Linked DNA regions of Mus musculus: region 2 is linked to region 1. A link is a contact called in ENCODE POLR2A ChIA-PET data. All regions are on one chromosome and are shown on one strand. The core of a region is the stretch at or near the end of the contact, and the rest is flanking DNA. Distances in the headings are between cores, read along the strand shown. Region 1 holds the start of Sox6 (SRY (sex determining region Y)-box 6). Region 2 holds the start of 1700003G18Rik (RIKEN cDNA 1700003G18 gene).

Region 1 (4,420 bases), core at 1,484-3,983:
ACAAAGCTAGGAGCAAGATCCTAGTTGATCAACATAAGCTGCAGAGACTTTAAAGGCTTCTACTTTGTAGAAACTGACAAAAGAGAGCTCCTTTGAGGAGCCTTCTAAGGAGAGACACTGAAGTAAACAGAAGAATCTGGAATGATGAGCAACAAGAGGAAGACCTCCCATAGATAGAAGCAAGAATAAAAGAGAAATTGTTAAGCAGGCAATGGAAGGAAGAGGCTCCTAATGTATACTCCATGTTAATTAGCTTCCATATGAACTCCAGACAAGAGAGAGGTGGGATGGAGGTAGAGAGCACACCTAGGATGAGCCTGGAGAAATGCAGAGACTGGCTGTTTCTGCTTTCTGGAAAACAACTGGAGGGTTCAGAGTTTAGAGGCTGTGTGTTAAAATGGCTTGAAGGCTGGTTGGAAGGAAAGGAGTCCTTAACAAGAAATGTTGAGATTTCCATTGCTCACAACTGCCTCCAGATAGCACAACTAGAGAACCATGAAGGGTACCTAGTAGGCCAGATTTTTATTTAGCAGTGTTCCTTAGAACACTGGACCGTCCATAGACCTAACATCCAGAAGGAAAGTCCAAATCTGCACTTCCATCTGAGAAAGCTTCCCCCATTTGTGTCTGAGCAAGGCTCCACCTGGCCCAGCTCTGAATTCCTGAGCCTTGAACTCTTCAGCTGCCTCAGCTGCCTTCCTGAGAATTCAAACCAGAAACCCTGTCCAGAAACCCTGTCCAAATCCTACAGGTCAAACCAAATGACCTGCCCTAAAAAGCTGCAAAGAGAAGTGCCAAGATAGGTGTCAAAGACCAATTCGCAGGGAAGAGCCATTCAAACAGATGAGCCATTGCATAAGCAAACATGGGCGCCACTGGGTTCCTCCTAATTGCTGAGGCAGGTTTGGCTTTCCCAATACCAGCACATTGGTCTTTTAAAATCACAGAGTATTCTGGGATCTGGGAAGCAGAACCAGCCGACCAGAAAACAGGCCTCTGGGCTGGCGGGAGGCAAGAAGGAAAAGAAAAAGATTTCTGTGATCCAAGGCCCTAGTACCTTCTGAAAAGGAGCTCAAGAGACCGCTTTAGATTTCAAGTCATAAACTAGTACCAAAGTAGATGGCTGAGGGGCAAACAACCCAGAGCAGGTGACATATTTCGTCCCAAAGGAAGAACACTAAAGTTTGGGGTCTGGGCGTCACAATCCAGACTGCACTGGGTGACATGTGGCCCGGGGGAAGTAGGGGTGTGTGCTTGCTAAGGGTTTCCTCCAAAGCCTTGAGCACCAGCTGTACTACGCAAGTGGGTGAGGCAGAAAGCCAGGCATCCATCCGCTGGTCTGGTGGGCTTCCCACCTGATCCGCACGCCTGCGGGTTCCAAGAAGTCTATGAAGGGCACCCGACACCGCATCCCAATCCTGGAACACACAAGCTCACTTCTAGGGTCTGGAGCCAGCTCGACTTGAACCCAGCCTTTGAAATGCCAGGACTGAGAAGGGAAGAAGAGGCCAGCGGGTGGGGCTGACTTACCTGCCTGCTGCGGTTGCTGCCTGGGCGCCCGCTGTGTTTGTGTCCCTTTGCACCTCGACCAACCAAAGGCAACTCGGCTTTGTTAAGTTTGGCCTCGCACCTCCAGAGAAGAGGCACGAACTGGCAGAGACAAGGCGCGTTCCTGGAGAGAGGTTCCCCCTGAACTTGGGAAGGGCAATGCAATTAATCCTGCTTCAGAAGTTAATATTTAAAACACCCACGCAAAGAGAGAGAGAGAGAGAGAGAGAGAGAGAGAGAGAGAGAGAAGAAAGAAAGAAAGAAAGAAAGAAAGAAAGAAAGAAAGAAAGAAAGAAAGAAAGAAAATAGAACAGCCGTTAAAACCTCGAATTCTCCCTTTGAAAGGCTCTTTTACACTAACCGGGCGGATCATTCAGACCTACATGACTTCATCTTAAGGTGGCCAACTTCTCGCAGGAAGGGCTTCATGGCTACTGTGTAAACAGGACAAATATGTCACTCACTCCAAAACACCAAGGAGAACTTTTAACAAAACGAAGAGTATGTGAACGAGTGTAAAAGGCAAAAGGGAAGAAGTTGAAAAACTTTAATTACAGCGTGGAGAAAAGTTTTCGCCATTGGTCTCCTTAACCCTGGATGACAAACACCCAAGCGCTCTCGCAGCCCGCGGCACTTTTGTTTAAGTTTGGGAGAAGCAGATAGTATCAGCTCCCAAATAACAGTGCCCTTGGGACAGGCAGTGCCTCAAAGAGGTTGGAACTCGGGTTTCAGCAACAAAAGCAAACTGTGAATAATATTCTTCGTCCTTTAAGATAGCATTTCGCAGAAGGACAAGGCACTGCGCCTGTACTTTAAACGGATGGAGAATAACATTAAATTTCATCTGAATCTGAGAGTCATCCAGTTGAAAAAAGCATAGCCACGGTGACAAGAGCAACAGAGCACTGTCACAAAGGTAGGAAAAGTGGTAAAAATGCATGAACTTCTGTTTTCAAAGAACAATAAAGATAAATAAAAAGTAAGTTTTCTAGACATGCCTTTCCTAGCTTAGGAAAGTTAATTTCCCAATGTGCTTTTGCTGTCAAAGGTGCAAAGCCAAGGCGAGGGAGTGCGTGGCTGGAATCTGCATGCTGATAAGAGAAGGGTGATGTACTTACAGTGACAGAGGGCAGGCTGCGGGAGAAAAGCTGTTTGTGTTAGCCTGCGAGTTACCCAGGGCTGCAGTGAGAGCCGAAGGGAGGAGGCGTGGGAGTGCCCGTCTGCGTACACCTTCACCGCGTCTCATTACATCTGCCAGCCTCTCTCTCCCTCTCTCTTTCATTTCCACATTCCCTTTGTTCCTGAAAAAAAAAATCTACACGTCACATCAGAGTCCCCAGATGCAGTCTACACCAAAGAAAAAAATGAATAATTCAATCAAACTGTGCATAGTCTCTAAGGCAATAAATCTATCGCACTTAAAGAAACGAAGGGTAATTACTACCATAGAATTAGAATAAGGCCAAAGACCAGAGATGTCGCTGAGTCTCTGGATAAACTCCACAGTCAAATAAAGTTTCATTTATTTGATCCTTTTTACATCTTGAACGGGAAGTCAGACAAAAAATTAAACTTATTTTAGAGCTATTCGCATCTTTTGAAACACTGTCTAGAGAGTGGGGGAGGGTATTAGAGGGTCTACCTTGTTCAAAAGCTCCCAAAGACATCAGCTGAGCGCCCGGCACAGACACCAACCAAGACAATGCGTGCTGGTGGAGTCTGTCCAGAGCCCATTTCTCCCACTCCACCCTCCTCCACTCCCCTCTCAACAGCAGAGCGCCCTCCGCTAGCCCACAACTGTGACTCTACAGGAGGGCAGCTGTAATCTGAGAGCCTTACCTGCGGCAGTGCGAAGACCCCAAAGAAACTGTCTTTCGCTGCCACCAACACCCCGTGCCATTCCTACGCACCCCTCCAAAGTCCTGTAACCATCTAGTTCTTCCATCTGCCTACAAGAAACTGTATACCGGATTTCCCCCCCCACGACTGAATGGAAGCTCTATACGGAACTGACTTCTGGATATGCCTTGGGTTGAGTTAAAGCGATGTCTGGAAAGGAAAAGAAGGGGAGGAAAAAAGGAGGGGGCAGCTCAAGCCCTATCCAAGTTAGTCAGAAGGCGGTGTTAGGCGGGAAGCGCCTACGGGAGAAACAGCTGGGCTGCACACTGGCCGTGCAGATCGCAGTTCTAGGAACCGTGTCCTTCGTCCCTGAGGTAAGACTGTATGACTGCCGCATGCTTATTCTTTCACTGTCCGTGTCTCTCTTCTCCGCCCACAACTACCCCTACCCCTAGGGTCGGCCTGCGCGCACCCTAGAGGACTCCAGCGCAGCAAAGAGTTGTATATACCGGAGCCACTCATAAATCGTGGGTGTCACTGAACAGAGATCTGCAAACCTGCTGTTTGCCACAGCAATCAAACCCTCTGTCCTGCCAGTTGCTCACTGACCCAGGGTACTCAGGCCGCACAGTGGGCAGAAGCCCGGACCAGCCAGATCACAGGGGACGGGAGGGGGGTTGGGGGGACTGCAGGCTCAGGTGACGCCAGGAAAGCTCCAGCGTCCCAAACGGGGCTAGTTTCCATCCTAGAAGCGCTTCTGCCTGCTTCGGCGATACAGAAGCGCAGGCTACGCGCACGTGCGTGTACACACAGAAAGAGAGTCATTCAGTCATTCAGTCACGCACGAACGCACGGCTGACATTCCGGCCCAACGATCCATCTACAAGGGCCCCTTTAACAGTCAATTCAGCTCTCGGAGGAGCCGCTGGGAAACTGGAGTTCGTGGAGGAGCCCATGGGTGCCAACTGCCAGTGCAGCCTTTGTTTACGTGCCTCGGTCGCCACCTTGAGGTGGAGCTCAAGAGTGCGCTGGG
Region 2 (4,019 bases), core at 1,214-3,713, 54 kb after region 1:
TTAGGTATTTCTTCAGAAGCACACACTCATCTAGAATAAAATAATCCTTAGAGACTCCATCCCTTGACATTCAGCACTCCCCAGACTGTAATTCTGTAATCACTTTTGCTCATTTCTATCTTTGGCAAATTGTTTTGATGTATATGGTTAATCTTAATCGGTAAACTGAACTTAAACTGTTACAATTAAAATTTAAATTGCTTGAATGCAGAAAATATGTTCCTTATGTACCCACTGAAAGTGTTTGGTAAAATTTAAGGATTAGCAGAGAATATCTAAGGTAGTACAAACTTAAGACATTCACTAACCATCCTGTGGCACTGTGTTAGAAAACAAACAAAAAGTGAAACTGGAATGGTCTTGTATTAGAGAAGGTATTTCATAGCTCCATCGATGACTTCTTGTTAACAAGGGAGAGTATTACTAAGTCTCTGTGTCATCATATATTGCTACTACTATACAGTTTCATCTTCACATCTAGCTTTGTGAACATGAACTGAGTCAAGTCTGTTCAAATAATACAGTATGTTATTCTGAGGTTTGATTTGCTCCATGATGTTTTATGATAACTTGAACACATAGCCATCCAGATGTGCCACAAATCTGGTGAATAAAAAGCACATTAAAATTTCCTGGACTTTTATCTATTACTAAAGTTAAAATTATTTAATATTTACTAACCTTAATAATAATCCTCTTCATCTTAGAGTCACTTAGCTATCTTTAAGTAGCTACTGGGCCATCTTATTTTGCCAGTAACATTAAGAGTTCTAAATTGTGCTTATTACAATTTTTCAAATCTATTTGAAGTGAATTATAATCATCCTACTTTGTTACCTCGATGGAATTCCATTGTAATTGCATTTATAAAAGTTAAATAAAAACTAAGTAGGGTCATGAAGTTAGTAGGTAAAATATTTTAATTTTAGTGACTAAAAAACCACTTCTAAAAATATTTTCTTCATGGGTTTTTTTTTTTCCTTTATTGTGGTTTAACACAGAAATAAGAGATTAGTTTGTTTTGGTTAGGCTTATTAAATATAGCTCTAACCGTATTTTTATATAATTTATTTAAAAGCTAGTCTCTGCTTCAAAAATAAAGGAATTGGATCTATGACTGCATAAATTAAGAAACTGTCTTCCCTGTGTGCATAGCTCTAAGTCCTGATGTTTGGGATAGGGGCGGGGGGTGGGGTACTGTTTTTATTTTATTTTTATTTTTTATTTTTATTTTGAGAGGAGGTCTTACTATAGACTCGGCTGACAAACCACACATTACTTAGAAGAGGATGATCTTGAATTTCTTATCTTCCTTCACCACCTCCCAGACACTAGGTTCACAGGCATAGTCAGGTTTCACTTTGGGCACAGTTCTATCAGTGGTTCATCGTCATCTGAAATGTAGTTCAACTAGAGTAACTGCTGAGCACAGACACTGACAGGTGTCTCATAGACCACTCGGTATGGGGACTTAAGACTAGCCATGTACTGTTGTCATACTATTTGTTTATACTTGAAAAAAAAATCTTTTTAAAAATCAAGGCTGGAAGTCTTCAGAATGAGTAAGGGCAAGAAAGTCATCCTGACAGTATGTCAGGTTCACCTGTGGATGCAAATTCAGCTATAACATACAGAAGTTTATCTTCAGTATCTGAACACTGGACTACAAGATCTTGCAGGAAGCTTAGTTGGGGCTGGAAAGGGAGCAGGGAAATGAGGAAAAGGGAACTAGAAACAAGATTGCAAATGGGAAGGGCAGCGAATGTATCCATCCTAAGGGGGCGGGGTGGGGGTGGTCTCTTGCAACTAGACTGAGGAGACAGTTGAAACAGGTTGAGACTGCTACTGTATTGTAACTTTAAAGGGGTTTATTATATAGGAAACTTACCCCCCACCCCCACCCCAAGAAAAATAATAAAGATACAGGATTTTTTTTTGGCAGACAGACTTCAGTCGATGAAGTTTCAAATAATATCTACCTTAAAAAGGGATCAGAGAGTTGGGTCACTCTTATCTAGAATACACTAAGCCCAGTGGAAAACGGTCCACAATTCCTGAGGGGTGGAGCTGTTTAGAAAAAAAACGAAAAACAAAACAGCCAATTAACAAGCCTTCAGCTTCACACTGAACTCTATTCAGTAAGAAAAGAAAGGAAGGAAGGAAAGGAAGAGAATGAAGACGTTAGAATATCCCGTGTGAGCAGTAGAGACCACACATTAGGCTGGGGGAAGAAGCCATGTTTTAGGTTTTTGTCTTGGGCCGAGAACTTGTATTCAAAAAGCCTCAAACATTACACTTAAGTCTATGTGTTTAACTATGATGAATGTGTTTACTAACAGGGCAGAACCTCACACACACAAAAAGGCGAAAACCCACTCTAGGTCTGTCTGTGGCAACGAAGCTCTCCGCCAACGATCACCACCATACCCATCCACGGGAAAGCTCCCTCTACACGCCGAAGAAAGCGTAGCCTCCGAGGGCTCTCCCGCCACGCCGCGCGAGATGCTTCGCTCGGCCTCCTGGGAAATGTAGTTTAAGTCACTGAAGACGGCTTAGTCAGGCCAGTAAAGAGTGAGTCCAAAAAAACTACAACTCCCGGTGTGCTCCAGGGTGACGAGCGGCCGCAGCAGTGACGACTGTAGCGGTGAAGGGCCGGAGGGGGCTCTGCGTTCTGGAGTGGCGCTGCTTGGTCCGGCGGCTGGGTGAGGGCTGCTGGTGTCGCGTTTGAGGAGAACTGCGAGTGTGTTTGGCATATCCCCGTCAGGATCCCAGCTACGATGAGTGCTGCCCGGGAGTCTCACCCGCACGGGGTGAAACGTTCAGCCTCCCCCGACGACGATGTAAATAACAATGGATGAGGGTTGAGGCCTAGTGAAGGCTGGGGTAGGCCGGGAAGGGTGGATGGAGGAAGAAGCGCCCGAAGGAAGGGGGCGCAACGAGGGATGTCTTCCTTTTCCTACTAGAATCTGAAGGATTGAAGAGGCCCTGAGCTGAGATACAGAGACCTGCGTAGGAACGGGGGTTGAGGAAGGAAATCCTGAGAAGGGTCGAAAAGGAAAAAGAGCTTAATCGAGATGTCTTTGCGTTTTGGGAAACCGGTGAAGCTCATTTCTTAGTCATTTCAGGATAGATATGTCATAGTCCTGACATTGGTCTAAAACGCTCCTCTGGCAATCGCGAAATGTTCAGTCACATTTGGACAAATTTTCCAGCCCGAATCCTTTTTTGCAGTGTACTGGTAATTGCTGCCCTAACTACACCATTCTTAATAAACAGAGACCAATATTAAGCCGAAGATTGTGGTAGACAGTTTGGGGATGGAATAATGGCGAGGTCAGAGGGAGTGAGACCCAGAAGCGCATTTTGATGTCAGATACCTTTTTCCTGCCCTCTCATGCCTTCAGCTCATCAGTTTAAATAATAAACTGTCCCTTATTAACCTGTTCAGTACTGACTACAATGCCAGATACTGGAATTGAAGATTAATAAAGAGGATGCTTATATTTGTCTTAGCTCTAGCATAGTGTTTAGAAACTGCAGGTAACTTGTAAAATTAGGTTCTTCTATAATGAAATCCCTTGGAAACATTGATGGGGAAGTTGGTGGGAAGGGGACATGAGGAAGTCATCTTTGAGACAGATGAAAGCTGGTCTCGCTTATTCATACACTGTCAGCTTCAGAATTGTAACTTTTAGTGCAGTTTGACATCTTTCATAAGTCCTTTGTGAGCCATAAAAGGTTCCCTGAATTATTTTGTAGTTAATGAGAGAATACTAAGAACCACACTCCTTTGGTTGGAAGATGGGGTGTGGACCAGAATTGTAATAATAGAATAAATTTTAGCCTTGTGAGGAAGATTAGTAATCAATTAAAAAAGAGTGGAGGGATGACTGGTTGTCTGTGAGATTAATTCATGTCCCTTGTCTTCCCTGCGACTGGAATTTAGATCTTCCATTGTTAATACCGCCATTCTGCATTGTTAGGAATTTGTCTAGGTTTTTTTAGTGATCTAGATTGTA

Evidence for each region. ChIA-PET counts read pairs that join two places held with the same protein, here RNA polymerase II (POLR2A).
Region 2: POLR2A ChIA-PET joins it to region 1 with 17 read pairs in embryonic stem cell. The contact joins the promoter of 1700003G18Rik here to the promoter of Sox6 in region 1. POLR2A ChIA-PET finds 5 or more read pairs at or near these places in 2 of 5 experiments (Patski and embryonic stem cell).

Annotation. Positions count from the first base shown.
Region 1 is chr7:116,036,011-116,040,430 of GRCm38, forward strand. Sox6 (SRY (sex determining region Y)-box 6) reads right to left here and starts at 2,734. Exons shown (of 16, transcript NM_001025559.3): 1 at 2,667-2,734.
Region 2 is chr7:116,090,686-116,094,704 of GRCm38, forward strand. 1700003G18Rik (RIKEN cDNA 1700003G18 gene) reads right to left here and starts at 2,464. Exons shown (of 4, transcript NR_029433.1): 1 at 2,377-2,464. It overlaps 1110004F10Rik (RIKEN cDNA 1110004F10 gene), which reads left to right and starts at 2,695. Exons shown (of 5, transcript NM_019772.2): 1 at 2,695-2,840. The coding sequence starts at 2,778.